Regions from separate parts of the Homo sapiens genome. Here region 2 is linked to region 1. Evidence: read pairs that join two places in POLR2A ChIA-PET (ENCODE). Cell type or tissue: CD4-positive, alpha-beta T cell. All regions are shown on one strand. Each heading gives the region's core, and the rest is flanking DNA. Links, peaks and the distances in the headings are about the cores only. Region 1 overlaps TNS4 (tensin 4). Region 2 overlaps IKZF3 (IKAROS family zinc finger 3).

Region 1 (8,632 bases), core at 161-8,160:
CAGGACATCCCCCTCCCCCGCTTCCCAGGACCCACTATTTGCCATTCCTTAACTGTAACCCAGGGCCCTGCCTGATGCAAAGTGCAAGACCCAGACCCTATTCTGGGGTCACTCGTGCTTCCTTTTACCTTGCTCTCGGGTGATGTTTGGCTTAAACCAGTATTTAGATGTGTCCATCACGAACTTCATGGTGGGCTGCATGTCCCTGGCGGGACCTGGAGACAGACAGAGAAGGGGGACCCTGTAGGCTGGACAGACGGGAGCTGAGGGATGTTCACCAGAGAAGGCTGGAGACCCTTCCCTACTCTATTGCCCCAAGGTTTCATTCAACCACCATCCCAGACCCTAACCCCATTGTATCTCCAAACTGCCTACGATGAGGGAAAATCAAACAGAAGGATGCCAGGGTTTGGTGCATCTAGAACTCAGAAGTGCCCTTGTATCCTTGGTAATGAATAAGGAATGAATAGATACAACCTCAGTTTAAGGAGAAATGGTTTCTTAAATCTACTGTTGAGTCCCCTGGTGAGGACTGAAATAAGAGATAAACAAGGAATTCTCAAATGCATCATGTTTGATATTACATTCTCCTTCGTCTTCATAATCCTAAGAATTCCTTACGGGAATATTCAGCTTGGAAAAGAAAATGGCAGAAAACGTGAAGGAGAGGAAAATAGCAGATCTGGGCAGAAAAACATGCCCCTGGGAGGCGGGAGCCTGGATCTTGACTCTGATATGGGATAACTGAAGCTCAGAGGGGACCAAGTGGACTAAACAGCTTCTGAGGGTCTTTAATGTTCTAGTAGTCTATGGAATTAAAATGAATTTTGTTTTAGGAATATTTTGCAGAATTTGATAAGATCTGGGGGTATAGTTGGTGATATTATGGGACCAAAGCAGGATGGGAATATCACTAGGCTAAGTAAATGTGCGCTTTGGGATGCCAAAATGGCCATTTCCCTGGGTCCCTAAGGCAGAGAGCAGTAGCTGTCAACCTTGGCGGCTTGAAAAGGAGTGTTGTGACCACTTACTCTCAAGTAACTCATTCAAAAAAAGTACTAAAATCTGCAAATGATTTGTCCTAGGAAAGCGATCAGGGCAGATGCAAAGGCACGCCAGAAGTGTCATTTTCTCCTGCTTGCCTCCACATGGCTTCGTGAGTGGGAGTGAGCAGTGGGCTATAGTAAACATTCCACCCCCACCCCCTCTGGAGTCGCCTTGATGCCTGTGAGCGTCATGGCCAAGTGGGGGCTGAGAAGCCCCCCGATGGCCGAGGGAGGGGGAACAGGGGGTTGGCAGGGGACTCTGCTCATGGGAGAGGCATCCACAGGGTGCTAGAGCTTAGCTTCTGGGTTTACTGCTTGGGTTTGTTCTTCTTGGACGCCTGTGATCTCAGACTCCGGGAAGGAGGGTGTTTGCTGTTTTGTGGTTTTCGGCTGTCTGAACTGGAATGCATTGTCTCTATTACCCCATCCACCCCCTCTGTGTTCTCATCATCTGCGAACGTCAGAGTCAGAACTGACTCGCCCTCTTGCTCTCCTTGAGTTAGTCATCAAGCACATCCTGAGGGTCGCCTGGTTCTGTCCTCTCTCCTCCACTCCCACTGCCCTATCCCGGTTCAGGACCCTGCTATCCGTTGAGCTGCCAGGGTGATCCATTGAGCGAGCACCTCTGACCCCATCACTCTCCTGTGTGAGGAGGCTCTCTGATGGTACCCTATTGCTTAAAAGGCAAATTCCATTTTTTTTTTTTTTTTTAGCTTGGCATTTAAGGCCTTTCACAATCTGGTTTCAAATTACTCTCAATGACTTGAACCTGCACCCAACATTCCGGCATTTCCTGAACATGCCATGCGCTTCCACACCTTCATGACTGTGGACCCCCTGCTTTCTCTGCTGGGAATGCCTTTCCTCTCCTTCTCTGGCCACAAACTTCTGATCCATTTCCCAGATCCAGCTCGGATGTCGCTTCCTCTGTTCTCCAGACTGAAAGAATCATTCCTTCAGCTTTGGCCAATATGATTGAGAATATCTCTTTACCTCCGCGTTTATCCTACCCTACCGTGATGATTTGTTTTTGTCTCTTTCTAAACTGTTTCCCTCTGTGTGTCCTCACTACCTGGCATAGTGCCAGACACACAATAGTTGCTCAATAAATGTGTTGACTGGCTGTTGCAGAAACCCACTGGCACTTTGTCTATTCCCCAAATCTTACATTGCTTCAAATATTGGTTTACGACGTACCCTCTGGGCATGTGGTAAAGGGGGCATCTGACAGGGTCTGGCTGTTGCTCCTGGTGGCTGGACAGGGGTTGCTGGGAGAAGCAGCTCCAGGTTGAACGGAGTTCTGGTGTCCTGGGGTCCGCTGGGGTGGAGAAGACCCTGGTTCTGGGCAGCCGTTGATCAGCACAATGGGTATGTCCACCATGGAGTTGGTGATGGATGGGGGGCAGCTGCTGGCATGTTCTTTGGCCAGTGGTGGAGAGTGGGGTGTTCTGGGTTGGCCCATGGTTAGGGTGGGGTTTCTGGGAGCCTGGAAGTCACTGGGTCTTGTACACAGGGACACTGAGCCAAGGCTGTGGAGGCTGGAGGAAGAGTTGGCTGGACTTTCCAAGGATCTGGAAGATGACTGATGGCTGGAGTTGCTGGAGTGCAGGAGGGACTGGCTGCTGCAGCGGGAGAGAGTCAGACAGGGTGTTAGGGCAACAGGTGGCTCAGGGGCTAGAGTCAGGCTCCGGATCTGGTGATCTGGGTTCCCATGGCTTTAAAGGCCAAATAGAACACTGCATACCCCACCCCCTACAGCCCACAGCAAAGTGCATGCCCACCTAATCCTCAAGGGATGGTAAGGATACAGAAATGTCCTTGGATGGTAGGGTCTTTGGTCACTTAAAGTAGCCAATGAGCTGACCCCTGCAGGCTTTGGGCATAGGCTGGCCCACATTCCGTCTGCCTTCCCAGCCAGGCCGTTCTGACTGAGCTGTCGGATCAGGATCCCTTCAGGCCCCCATGACTCCCAGGAGCCCTGCAGATGGGCTGAACCTACGCTGGACCACACCGTGGCTGATGCAGAGGGAACTCCCCAGCTGCAGGAGAAGGCCAGCTTCACATCCAGCCAGACTTCTTCCTGAGCTCAGGGGCCTGTGCCAGTGGGCATGGCTGTGGAATCCCCAGCCTCTGTGCCAGGGACTGCCTTGGCCAGTGGCTTTGGAGGTGGAGTGGGAAGCAGAGTCCTGTGGTTCGGTCTTCCTGGGGCAGAATGGGTGCGCATGTGCCTGCAGTTCTGCTGTGAGGTCTATAGAGAACTGAGCTGGGATGATTGTGATTCCCAGGCAGGGCTGCCTCACTCCTTTGCTAGGTTTTGCCAGCAACAGAGGAAGGAACCTTTTTATTCCTAAATAGTTCATCTCAGGCCCCCCAATTCTATTTATAGCCCTGTGTTTTGGGGTTTAAAAAAACCTTCCTTGAGATGGGTTGTATGAGGGCTGGAAAGGATATAGATGAGCCTCATTAAGGCAACGGCTCTTTTACCAAAAGGTAGCTATAAGTCAAGACTTTTTATATTGAATTGTATTCTAAATGCTTGAGGACAGCTTGAGATCTGAAAGGCTGTAAAAGCAAACATTTGCTTCTGGTTTTGGTGCATGCCCAGATTTTGCTCAGACAGAGCAGGGTCCCTTTCAGTGATTTTAGGGGGTGCATGCGTGCGTGTGCCTGTGTGTGTGTGTGCAATGTTAGAAGCTACAGAACCTACCTTCCAAACATATAGCTGACATCAGACACTGGGCTGGCTGACAGCACAGAGATCCTGCTGCCCCGCTGTGGGGCCAGGCCTCCCAGCCGCTTCTCCAGTCTTGGAGAAGCCACCAGCGGGGAGCCCAAACCATGGGGGCTCGAGGCCTTGCTCCCCATGCAAGGGATTGAGATGCTGGGGGAATTTGGGGGTCGAGGGGAGAGACCCTCTGAGGGGGGCAGAGGGCGCTGGTGCCCCCTGCCCTGGTTCCCAGAGAAGATGAGGCTCTCACTGCTGCTTCGTGTCTCTCGGGGGACGTCTCTGGAAAGGAGGAGGCCACCACTGCGAAGGGAGCCGAAGGGCGGGGTGACAGAGGGGCTGGAGCAGTGCTGGGGGCCATCGTGGCACCTTGATCTGGCGGAGGTCACCTCGATGTACTTTATGTCTTTGGGGGAGAAAAGCAGAGCATTGGTGAAATGCAGGAGCCTGGACTCATAGAACAGAGAGGCTGGAAGTATCCTCAAGGTCATTCTGTCCCCCCTCTTTTATAGAGACGAGGACACTGAGGCCCAGAGAGGAGAGCCCAACTCCACCTTCAGGGCCCAGTTCCAGTCACCCTCCCTGTGACAACTTCCCTTGGGTGAGGAGATGCAGTAGGGGACCCAGGCCTTGGAATCAGACAGACCCAGGCTTCAGATCTGGCTCTGCCACTTATTTTCTGAGAGAGTTTGGCCAAAAGACTTCACCACCCAGGGCCTCAGTTTCCACACCTGTAAAGTGGGGCAACTGCATTCAGCCTTTTGGTGATACAAAAAGGATGAAGTGAAACTCATGTAGGCAGCACAGCACTGTTCCCGGCACAGACCAGGTGCTTAAAAACTGGGCAACTCTCTCCTTTGTCTGTGCCCTGTTCCTAGGTTGAAATGGCCACTTGATGGGTTGTACCAGTGACACTTTCTGATGCCTCTGCTACTCAGGATGTGTGAAAGTGGTTTCTCTGAGGCTGGGCGCGGTGGCTCACACCTGGAATCCCAGCACTTTGGGAGGCCTAGGCGGGTGGATCACCTGAGGTCAGGAGTTCAAGACCAGCCTGGCCAACATGGCAAACCCCATCTCTACCAAAAATACAAAAATTAGCCGGGCACCTGTAATCCCAGCTACTTGGGAGGCTGAGGTACAAGAATCGCTTGAACCCGGGAGGCAGAGGTTGCAGTGAGCCGAGATTGCGCCACTGCACTCCAGCCTGAGTGACAAGAGTGAAGCCCCATCTCCAAAAAAAAAAAAAAAAAGGAAGTGGTTTCTCTGTACCTGCAGTGAAAGCAGGGATTCTCAAGCTTGGTTACACACTAGACTCACCCCAGGCTGCGCCTTGTGCCAATTAGATTAAACTCTCCAGGGGGTGAACCCAGGCCTCAGTTTTGTTTGTTTTCCAGTTTTTCAGGTGAGTCCAGTAGACCATGAATGGCTCAGCAGGACCACATCACCTGGGCTCCACCCCTACAGAAACATAATCTGCATTTTAGCGAGGCCACCCAGGGCATGTGAATATGCAGTGGAGTCTGAGAACCCTGCTTTGGAGCAGGCACTCCCTGAGCACAGGGCTTGCTGCATTCTTGAGCTATGGATCTCCTGGGGATGGTAGCTGGTACACAGGGGTCACCCAACACACCCCAGGCTGCCGACGCGCTCCAGCGCTCTTTCCACTCCCTGGTCGGGGCATCCAGGACTCTTGGGATTCTGAGGCCTTGTTCCTCTCCCGAGGTCGGCCTTGCAGTGGGCTGCTCTGAGGTTCTCCCCAAGGTGAGGATGAACACCCTTCCTCCTGACCTGGGGGAAGGGAATTGTCCTTGGTGCTGTTCCAGCAAAGCTGGAGGAAGGTGGGGGTTAATGAGCCGCTCCTTTCTGAAGAGTGTGAGTCTTGCCTCTAGCTTCCTGGGATGGAGGCTGGGGAAATTGGGGAGAACGTGCACCCTCAGCTCCCACCTGCCTGGGGCCCTGGCACATGCACTGTTCCTCCCCATTATGACTGTGGAGCCCCAGCCTGCCCCAGCCCGCTCCTGGGTAGGGCCATCTGGCCCTGCTCACAGTTACTGCCTCTGTCTGAGCTTGCTTGGGCCACGGTGGGGGTGGGGAGTTACATCAGATGAGCAAGGGCTGGCAGCTGACTGGGACTTGCTGCTCAGCGGGTGGAGGAAGAGCCTAGCTTTGTAGCAAAACAAACCTGGGGTGAGTCCTGGCTTTGCTGCTTTTCAGCCAAGGGCATTGTGCAACTTTCCTAACCTCTCTGAGCCTCAGTTTCCTTATCTGCAAAGTGAGGATCTGAAACCAGTCTTCCAAGGTTGTGATGAGGATGAAATACAATAGCCGGGAGCCTGGCCCATGGTGAGGCTCGAGAGAGGAGCATTTCCTACCTGCCTGCTTTTTGGGGACAGTATTGGCCAAATGGAGCCCTTTTCTGGCTAAGGTGGGGATCTCTCTGCTTAGAAAGATGACTGCAAGAAGAGAGTGTTTGGGGCACTGCATTGTGGGCTCTGGAAGAAAAGAGATCTTGGAATGGGTTGGATTCTTCTGGAAGGCTGGAAAGCACAACTTCAATTTTTATAGGACTTTATAGTGTTTACACCCATAATCTCCTCTGAACCTTATAATAGCCCTTGAGCAGGGCAGGCATTATTTTTTACAGAGGAGGAAACTGAAGCTTGGAGAAGAGTGGGGATGGAGCTAACACTTAGTGTACAACGATGTTTCACAGAGACTGGTCTTTATTGAGTGCAATGTGCCAGGACCACTACGAACACATTGCTTGTATTAGCTCCTTTAACCCTCATGACAACTCTGTGGAAGTAGGGGATATTATTAATGCCCATATAACAGATGGGAAATCTGGAAGGCTCAGAAAGGTGAAGTGAGTTATCCAATGCTGCACAGCCAGGGAGTGTTGTTGAGCTCTGTTTAGGGACTGCTTCTTCCAGGATGAGGAGGGGCTCCTTGGGAACCTGCTCCAAGGCCTTGCCCTGTGAGAAGGTGCTTGGCTGCTTTGGGGAGGGTCTCTTGGCACAGTGAAGCTCTGGGCTCCCTACTCACTGGGCCATTGAAACATCCATCAGGGACCTTGCTGGGGTCACTGAGTAAGGAGAGCGGGAGGGGAGGGAGGAGCCCCGTGCTCACCTCAAGGTGGGTGTGGCTGGGGGGTGGGGTTGGGGCCTCTACCCATTGCAGGGGTGCAGTCGCTGTTTACTGGCCTGTGGGGCAAGTCTGAGCAGTGCTGGGTGGGTGCCGGCGCCAGCCCCAGGCAGGCGGGTGAGTGGAGGGAGGGCGTGTGGGTGAGGGGTGGAGAGATACTTATTAAATACCCTTCACTTGGGGCGGGTAAACAGCCTTGCCTGGCAGACATTGTTGGAAAATGAAAGTGGGGGGCCTGTTCCAAAGATGGGGTGCGGGGTGTTGGAGAGGATAAAGAAAGGGATATGGTGTTTGCTTCTAGGAACCACATTCTCTGTGGGATGGGGGCCCCCAGGGCAAGTTTAAAGGAAGGCAGGGGCAGGGAACCTGGGGAAGGTTTGTGAAGCACCCAGGAGGTCGCGCCTCAGAAGAGGAGCCTGCAGGCTGCCTCCAAACGGATGGATTCCGTGATGCCCCAGAGGGCAGAAGACTAGACTTTAGAAAGAGAGAAAGGACAGTGGCCTATGGAGCCCAGAGCCTGGGATTTGAGGCCTGACCTATCTCTCCCTGACTGTGTGACTGTGAGCCATCACGTACCCACCCCGAGCCTCAGTTTCCTCATCTGTAAAAGGAGGTTTCCACTATTTCCTTCAAAAGCCAGACACTGGGATCATGGATTACATGGAGTCTTTTTTTTTTTGAGACAGGGTCTCACTCTGTTGCCCAGGCTGGATTACAGTGGCGGGATCTTGGCTCACTGCAGACTCCACCTCCAAGGCTCAAGTGATTCTCCCACCTCAGCCTCCCAATAGTTGGGACTACAAGTTCATGCCATCACACCCAACTAATTTTTGTATTTTTAGTAGAGATGGGTTTTCGCCATGTTGGCCAGGCTGGTACATGGACTAGTTTTTTTTTTTTTTTTTTGTTTTAAGCCTGGGCTGGGTGATATGGCTCATGCCTGTAATCCCAGAACTTTGGGAGGCTGAGGAAGGAGGATTTCTTGAGGTAGCCTGGGCAACATGGTGAGACTCCATCTCTACAAAAAGTTTAAAAATTAGCCAGGTTGGCAGGGCATGGTGGCTCATACCTGTAATCCCAGCACTTTGGGAGGCCAAGGTGGGCGAATCACCGAGGTGGACGAGGTCAAGAGTTCAAGACCAGCCTGGCCAACATGGTGAAACCCCGTCTCTACTAAAAATACAAAAAAATTAGCTGGGCATAGTGGTGGGCACCTGTAATCCCTGCTACTCAGGAGTCTGAGCTATGAGAATCGCTTGAACCTGGGAGGCAAGACTCCATCACCCACCAAAGAAAAAAAAAATAAGAAATTAGCCGGGCGTGGTGACATGTGCCTGTAGTCCCAGCTACTGGGGATGCTGAGGTGGGAGGATTGCTTGAGCCCAGGCATTCAAGGCTGCAGTGAGCTATGATCACACCACTGCACTCCAGGCTGGGCAACACAACGAGACTCTGTCTCAAAAAAAATATGTATATATATTTAGGGGAAATGTCAATATAGAATTGCCAATGTTTAATTTTTAAATTCTGCCAAGTTAGGACAAAAAGGAAAAGTAAACATCTCCTAGCACGGTAATGTCAGAGTGTCTTTCCTTGAACAGCCCAAAAGTAGGAAGGATGAGATTGTAAAATGGCAGGGGATCCTCCACTCTGAATACATTTCGAGGTAAGAGAACTCACCACAACGCTCAGAGTTGTACACTGCTATAGGCCAGTG
Region 2 (8,632 bases), core at 529-8,528, 710 kb before region 1:
TTTGGAAGTCCTAACACTTCAATGAACATAATTATTTCATACCCATCTCATTCTGCTGTATTTTTTGACAATGTGAAAACCAATGGCATAAAAATGAACTCCAGTAAGACAAATGATTAAATCAAACCTTGTTATTTAAATCTATGTTTGCCCAACCACTTTCCCTTAAAGCCAATTCTCAAATTCAAGAAAATATGGCAATATGTTTTAGAGCATGAAAAAAGTTTGAGCATGCTAACGAACCAACTTGTAAAATATAATTACAAAAGATTACAAAAATGCTATCTTGAACATCTTACTGGTATAAATTGCATAAACTCTCTCATGCAACATATGTCATTCAGAGTAAAGAGGAAGGAACAGGATTTTAAACATCACATCCATTTAGGAAATTGGATATCAACTACTCCCATCTCCTGTCATGATGATGCTTTAGTTAATATCTTTTATTCTATTTTCCAGAGCTATCAGAATGAACCATGAAGAATAAAAGTACACAATGAAAAACTAATTATTTTAACAGAGGTTAAGCTAGGAAAGGCCTTGTGTAGCAAGCATCCTATGTTATTTCATTCAAACTATCTGCTAACAACAGCAGGAAAAAGGTTTGTATTCTTACCAATGAATTTCTGAGGCATTGAGCTTTTTCGTTTTGCCACATTGCTTGCTAATCTGTCCAGTACGAGAGCTCTTTCACTTCCCATCTCTGCTTTGATGTGTCTTGCCTCCGCACTTGCTAGTTTGGAAAAATGTAAAAAGAAGAGAGAAAAGAACACATTGGTACATGGGGAGAAAAGGAAATAAACTGGAAGGAGAAGTGTCCGAAGTTGGATGCACACTCTATTGTTGTTACCTGTTATAACTGCTCAGATTCTTGCCTGGGGTACCTGCTGTGGTCAGTGAAGCCGACACCAGGGCACATTCAAATCTTGCAGTCTTATGCCGAGATGGGAAAGCTCGACCCATCCCCAACCAGTACCTTCATTAGCAAGAGGAAGTATTAAATAAACAGCCTGGACGTGGTTGGTTGCAAAAAGATAGATAGATGGAGATCTAACCCCCGATCAGCCTTCTTTCTGATTCTGAGTAACTGCGTGTGACACCTGCAGACTGATATAATTCTTAACAACTTTGAAAAAAAAGCATGGTGCCCCAGATTTACTGCTCTGTTTATGTTAACAGCACTTTTGAAAATAGGTACACTCACACAGATAGCAAGACATCTACTCAGTGATTTGTGTATTGAAATTCTGAGTGGTTTCTTTCTTTTTCTTTTTCTTTTTTTTTTTCAGCACGCTCCTCTCAGTTCCTATCTTTCATATTCTGTTTCTCTGTGCTCTGTATTATCTGTTTCATATGCTCTTCACATTTCAAAATAGTCTCAATTAAAATTTCCCTAAGCAACACTTCTGCCTTGAAATTAAAGAACAATTTGTATAATGCATCTGTATTGAATTTCTAATAAAAATGTGAATAAAAACTGCCTATGGGCTGGGTGCGGTGGCTCATGCCTGTAATCCCAGCACTTTGGGAGGTGGAGGTGGGCAGATCACCTGAGGTCGGAGTTCGAGACCAGCCTGACCAACTTGGAGAAACCCTGTCTCTACTAAAAATACAAAATTAGCCTGGTGTGATGGTGCATGCCTGTAATCCCAGCTACTCGGGAGGCTGAGGCAGGAGAATCACTTGAACCTGGGAGGCAGAGGTTGCAGTGAGCCGAGATGGCGCCATTGCACTCCTGCCTGGGCAACAAGGGCAAAATTCCGTCTCAAAAAACAAAGAAACAAACAAAACACAAAAAAACCTGCCTATGAATGTGGGCCCATCCACAAATAGACCTGTGAGTGGTGTAGGCCTGTGGTTCTCAGACCTGGCTGCACATTAGACTCACCTGAATAGCAGGTAAGAAATACCTATGCCCAGGCCCCCCTTCAGATCAATTAAATCAGGATTTCTGGTATAGGGGCCTAGGCAAGAATATTTTCAAAGCTCCCCAGATGATTTTAAAATGCAGCCAGAATTGAGAACTACTAGAAGAGTATATAAATAGTGGCAATATCTAATCAACTAAAATAGTAAACTGTAATGAATATAATTTACCTCAATTCAGCAGGCAGTGCCCAAATTTATGTCTAAAGTTCAAAGAAGGCCAGGCACGGTGGCTCACGTCTATAATCCCAGCACTTTGCAAGGCCGAGGCGGGCAGATCACCTGAGGTCGGGAGTTCAAGACCAGCCTGACCAACATGGAGAAACCCCATCTCTACTAAAAATATAAATAATTAGCTGGGTGTGGTGGCGAATGCCTGTAATCTTAGCTCTCGGGAGGCTGAGGCCGGAGAATCGCTTGAACCCAGGAGGCAGAGGTTGTGGTGAGCCGAGATTGAGCCATTGCACTCCAGCCTGGGCAATAAGAGCAAAACTCCATCTCCAAAAAATAAATAAATTAATTAAATAAATTTCAAAGAGATACCAGCTTCTCTAAATACAAGGCTTGACATTTTAACACATGATGCTAGCCTGAACCAGGGATCAGCAAACTTTTGTCTGTAAAGGGCCAGACAGTAAATTTTAAAAATTTGCCAGACACATATAGTCTCTATGTTATATTCTTTGTTTTTTGTTTTTTTTTTTTCTGTTCCACGGCCTTTTAAAAACGTAAAAATCCCTGTACACAAACAGGCCACTGGCTGCACTTGCCTAGAGCGCCACAGTTTGCCCTCACCTGCCCTGGGCAAACATATTGTGATGCTGTAAACATTTTTCTCTGTTTTCTCATAAACACTTCGGGAGATCCAAACTAAAATGAACTATCCATACATTTCTATTATGTCTAAGGAAGAATAAATTGAAATTAGTTTAAGGGATTAGAGTAAAAAGCAAGTAGTGGCTGGCACAGTGGCTCACCCCTGTAATCCCAGTGCTTTGGGAGACTGAGGCAGGAAGATTGCTTGAGGCCAGGAGTTGAGACCAACCTGGGCAATATAGCAAGATCCTGTTCCTACAAAAAGTAATTTTAAAAAATTAGCTGGGCATGTTGGCATGCGCCTGTAGTCCTAGCTACTTGGGAGACTGAGGTGGGAGGGTTCCTTGAGCCCAGGGGTTTGAGGTTACGGTGAACTATTAAGGTAACTGCAAAGACCACAATTACTTTTGCACCAACCTATTAGTGCCAGTGCACTCCAGCCTGCGTGACAGAGTGAGACTCTGTCTAAAAAAAAAAAAAAAAGCCCCAAAGTATTAAATATTTCTAATTTTATTAGTGGCCTTAAAAAACTGTATGTTAGTCATTACACAATACATTATAAAGCTCAGTTTTCATTATTTAGTTAATTTATTTACTTATTTTTGAAACAGGGTCTCAACTCTGTTACCCAGGGTGGAGTGCAGTGGCATGATCACAGCTCACTGCAGGCTCAACCTCCTGGGCTCAAGTAATCCTTCTACCTCAGGTTCCAAAGTTGCTGGGACTACAGTCTAAAGCCACCATGCCTGGCTAATTAAAAAAAAAAATTATTAGTCTCAATATATTGCTCAGTCTGGTCTCCAACTCTTGGCCTCAGGCAGTCCTCCCACTTCAGCCTCCCAAAGTGTTGGGATTACAGGCATGAGCCACTGCACTCAGCCAAAGCTCAGCTTTTTTTTTTTTCCTGGAATAACATAAAATCTGGCTCTGCCAGGTGTGGTGGCACTAGCCCATAGTCCCAGCTACTCAGGAGGCTGAGGTGAGAGGATGGCTTGAGCCTAGGAGTTCAAGTTCAGCTTGGGCAACACAGTGAGATCCCATCTCTTAAAAAGAAAAAGAAATCCAGCTCCAAAAATGAAAAAGAAGAGGATGATAATAATGTGATAATAATGACAATATTTACTAGACAGTGAGTTTCTTGTCAAAAATAATTCTAGGCTCTAAAGGAATAAATCATAGCCTTCAGTGAAGCTATTAACAACTATTTGTGTAAATGAAAACAGTAAGGGTCAGAATAGGGGGCCTGAGTGGCTTTTGGGCTAGTGCAAAAGTACTCGACTGACTCTGGCTGACCAGCAGTTGTAAATAACGGGCACTTCAGCCACAAGACACTGCTATTGAGTGAAGAGGGTCAAATTCTGTCCAGCACAGGGATAGGTTTAAATGACCAAACAGGAAATTATTTATATATATTATTTCCTTTCACACAAAACCACCACCAGATGTGGCACTACCCAAAGCCCCAAGAGCAGAGAGATGAAAGACAAAGCTTGGAATTTGCAGTAAGTTCCTGGGGCTGTTAGGAGACTTTTTTCTTAGAATCAGGGGAGAGGTAGCTAAGTTTGCACTTTGACTAGGAACATTCATCCTGGTTCCAGCAATTTTGAGAAGATTAAATCCAAGTAAGCCTCCCCTCAACCCTGTAGTTATCAACAAAAAGATTTATAGGGAAAAAAAGAATGAAAAACAGTATTCTGGGAATGTTTACCTTTTATGCCCATTTTACCATTGTTCTTATTAGTCTATTGTGGTCCCTCCTCTCACTGCCAAATCATTACCCAGGAATTACCCCAAGCACGGTGCTACCCATCTAGTTTTCCCATTTGTTTCTCAGCAGTCGCTGTCTACATTTTACTGAAGTCAATGTCAATTAAAACAAGCAGCTTTCTGAGGACACGTAATCAACATCCTCTACATTTGGGAGGATGCTGAAGTGTGGACACATTGACCTAAATAACTGTAATTAGGGCAGGTCACTAAATGGCAAACTTTTGAGATAACATCACCTTTTATTCCTCGTTACCCACCAAACTGGTCTTTAGAGTCATTTCCAGATAAACATTATTCTGTAAATCAGTGACCAAATGCCTGACATTTAAAAACATAAAATTCTGCAGTGTTCATGGATGGACATATTTTGAGGCATGGGTGGAGACTTTCCCATTTCCACAACTCCGATTAGATTGAAAGAAATCCTCTGAAACGAATCTAGAGGACTCCTGTTCACCCACACCCTCTTTCTGGGTCATTCACTCAAAATATTAACTACAAGAGCTCCACTCTCATTGTACATGTGAACACACTCCTACTGATTCAGTTGATCTTCACTGAATTAACCTTGTTTTCTAGTTGATAAGTTAGGCAAAGGCTAGTTTTCAATTGAAGATGGCACTCATTTTCTTTCCTAAACTGCTAGTCTTTTGCCTCACACTTGTTGGATAGCTGATGCACAATACCATGAAATGAGTGCCCTTTGAAACACAAAGAGCCAGGTTCCATGGTTTGCGCCTGTAATCCAGCACTTTGGGAGGCTGAGGTGGGAGGATTGCTTGAGCCCAGGGAGCTATGATCTTGCCACTGTACTCCAGTGTGAGGAACACAGTGAGCCCTGTCTCTAAACAACAACAACAACAACAACACACACACACACACACATATCACACATACACAAAGAAATGCTTTGTAACTGGACAAGCTCTTTGGGATTACTGAGTGGTTTAGGCAGTGCACTGAAAAGAAAAAAAAGAGGACTATTGGCTTTTGGTCCTTTTCTCCAACTTTAGGACCCAACTGTCTATTTATACGAACAGTCTAGACTTGTTATCTTGCCACTTCATATCTCAGAAATGTAAGTGGAGGGAAACCAGTTTGGCAAGATAGTAAGGGAACAAGATAATGGGTTTAAATGACGAAATAGGAAATCCGTTCCTGGGTGGTGTTTGGCGGTGTAATGCTGCAAGTGGTGGGTGTGGGGAATATGGGATGGTGGCAAGGAACAATTTGCACATTCAGCTCATGAGTGAGAACAGAATGAGTAGAACTGTCATTGTGGATCAATTTCCCTTCACATTGCTTGCCTACTAAATAGTAGACATACTAATTTTCATTAGAAAAGTTATTTTAAAGACGTGCTGAAAAAATAATAAAATGTAGTACAAAGTCACATTTACAGATTAGGTTACTACTACCTTTATTCCCTGTATAAGTCTTAATATTTGGTTTTAGTTAACTATTTCCATGATACAATTTCTACCTCAAAGTCATTGGAGGTTTAACTATGTAATTGTGTTGTGCTTTTGTTTTTGTTCAAAATCCTTCATTAGATCTTGAAGTGTTAAGTGGAGCTTAAATAAGAGGTATTGCTTCCTGTCTCTTCTATGGTGTAGTCAGTCAGTAACTAATGGAGAGTGGAACAAAGTGGTGTTATTATGCAATAGAAATTGTCTAACAAGAGATTGGTATCAAAGACAGAGGCAGGTTCTAACAAAAAAGTTTCATAAAACTGTTGCCTTTTTGAACAAGTAAAATGAATACTACCTGTGAGATAGCATTTTTTATTTTTTGAGATGGAGTCTCGCTCTGTTGCCTAGGCTGGAGTGCAGTGGCATGATCTTGGCTCACCACAACCTCTGCCTCCCGGGTTCAAGCAATTCTCCTGCCTCAGCCTCCTGAGTAGCTGGGACTATCAGTGCATGCTATCGTGCCTGGCTAATTTTTGTATTTTTAGTAGAGATGGGGTTTCACTATGTTGGCCAGGCTGTTCTGGAACTCCTGACCTCGCGATCCGCCCACCTCAGCATCCTAAAGTGCTGGGATTACAGGCGTGAGCCACCGCGCCCGGCCAGTATTGATTTTTAAAAAGAATAGGTTGGGGCCAAGTGTGGTGGCTTACGCCCATAATCACAATAATTTGGGAGGCCAAGGTGGGCAGATTACCTGAGATCAGGAGTTTGAGATGCCTGGCCAACATGGTGAAACCCCGTCTCTACTAAAAACACAAAAATTAGCTGGGCATGGTGGCAGGCACCTGTAATCCCAGCTACTCAGTAGGCTGAGGCAGGAGAATTGCTTGAACCCAGAAGGCGGAGGTTGCGGTGAGCTGAGATCGTGCCACTGCACTCCAGCCTGGGTGACAGAGTGAGACTCTGTCTCAAAACAAAAAACAAAAAACAAAACAAAAAAAAATAGGTTGGGAAAACAAACTTAAAAATTTTTAAACATTTTCTTTGGTCTGCTAAGTTGGTAAAAATGTAAGTTTATTCTGAAGCCCTCATGCTTGTATTAGCTTGAAGAACTATTGAAGATGAAAAGTTTGGAGTCTTAGATTCATAAATAGATGTGATTATTCAATTATTTAAAAATATTATTATTGCTAGAACTCATTGTTACATAAAATATTTCCTGCTCCAAGTATTCATAATCTGTGTGAATGAGGCTAAATGAATCTCTATACCGGCTGTTAGTCTCTTTCTGAAATAAGAATCAAGCTAATGGGAAAATGCAGTCCATGTTCTTCTGTATTTTTCCTTCTTTTCATATATACTCCATTAAGACAGAATTGGAATATTCTGATGGTGTCACTTGTGATGCCTGATGTAGAAACTTGGACTAAAGTAGCAATATCACTAGTGTCTTTTTTTTTTTTTGAGATGGAGTCTTGCTCTGTTGCCAGGCTAGAGTACAGCGGCATGATCTCAGCTCACTGCAACCTCCACCTCCTGGATTCAAGCAATTCTCCTGCCTCAGCCTCCTGAGTAGCTGGGACTACAGGTGAGCACCACCACACCTAGCTAATTTTTGTATTTTTAGTAGAGACGGGGTTTCAACATGTTGGCCAAGATGGTCTCCATCTCTTGACCTTGTGATCCGCCCGCCTCGGCCTCCCAAAGTGTCAGGATTACAGGCGCGACCCACCGCGCCCGGCCAGGATTGTAAATCCTTAAAGTGTAGGGGCTTAACCTTAACTCATCTTTACAAACAGCTTTGATACAGAGCCTGGCACATAGAGAACTCAACAAATGCTATCTGGATAAAAGAAATGATTAGCAAGGCCAGAAGTCCTGTTGCCCAATACCTGCATTTTTTTGCAGGCTGGTCTTCACTCCAAGGCCTTTTTATCCATCTGCTTGCTTCTAGAAAGTCCTGCTTCCCCTTGCAGGCAGGTTTGTCCACAGGCTTGGCTCTCACACTACGCTGCACTTCAACTTACAATAAGCACTTGAAGAATGAGTGCTGCAGGCACAACAGCAATGGAGCATCATCTCTTTACAAGTGACGGATGAGGCATAAGATGTACTATACTGCTCAGGCTCAGAATAGAACCCCATGTCCACAATGGACTCCCAATTCTAAGAAGGAAACAGAAATGGAAACCACACATGGAAGGGTGCAAAATAGTTAAAGGATTGGCTTATGTTGGGTTAAATATTCTGTAAATTTTGGCCTCAGGAAAAATTATAGGAACTATTTGAAATATAAAAGAGTAATGTGTGAACTGAGATGCAGTAACTTGATTAAGCTGTGAATTTACACATTTATAACCTGAAACCACCATTACAACATATTTGTTTGAAAAAAAAATCAAAACTTGCTGACTTAGTTAACCCTTTATCTTTTTTTGCTGAGACTTAAAGTATGGTGCACGCATCCACCAAACCACCCTATGAAATGCAAATTAACTCAACCTCTGTATTTCAGCATTTCCTGAATCACCTAATATCACTGAGAATAGCTAAAATATTACTTTTGATACTTTTCCTTATTTGAAATTCCTAAAAAAGGTTGTGAGAATGGGAAGTAAGGTGGTGACCTTACTTCAAAATCAATAATTTTGAACTTACTGTTTATAGAGTGTAGTTTTCTGATTTTTCCCCCTCCTTCCAGGAGA

Evidence for each region. ChIA-PET counts read pairs that join two places held together with the same protein. Peaks named below come from ENCODE experiments on the same cell type or tissue, not always from the same donor. Only the 100,000 strongest peaks of a DNase experiment are listed, where the experiment ranks them.
Region 2: POLR2A ChIA-PET joins it to region 1 with 11 read pairs; 1 of 35 experiments calls an interaction of 5 or more read pairs at or near these places.

What each region holds. Positions count from the first base shown.
Region 1 is chr17:40,484,793-40,493,424 of GRCh38, forward strand. TNS4 (tensin 4) reads right to left here. Exons shown (of 13, transcript NM_032865.6): 3 at 3,754-4,177; 4 at 2,244-2,668; 5 at 129-215. Among named protein-coding and RNA genes, the nearest start is that of TNS4, 13 kb to the right of the region's middle. RefSeq lists an enhancer at 5,695-6,320. In CD4-positive, alpha-beta T cell, for the core only: no CTCF peak of the experiment used is centred there; DNase peaks (open chromatin) are centred at 1,459 and 5,059.
Region 2 is chr17:39,777,032-39,785,663 of GRCh38, forward strand. It overlaps IKZF3 (IKAROS family zinc finger 3), which reads right to left. Exons shown (of 8, transcript NM_012481.5): 7 at 620-736. Among named protein-coding and RNA genes, the nearest start is that of GRB7, 43 kb to the left of the region's middle. RefSeq lists silencers at 1,350-1,583, 7,595-7,825. In CD4-positive, alpha-beta T cell, for the core only: no CTCF peak of the experiment used is centred there; DNase peaks (open chromatin) are centred at 1,100 and 4,210; H3K4me3 peaks cover 1,139 bases; H3K27ac peaks cover 5,082 bases.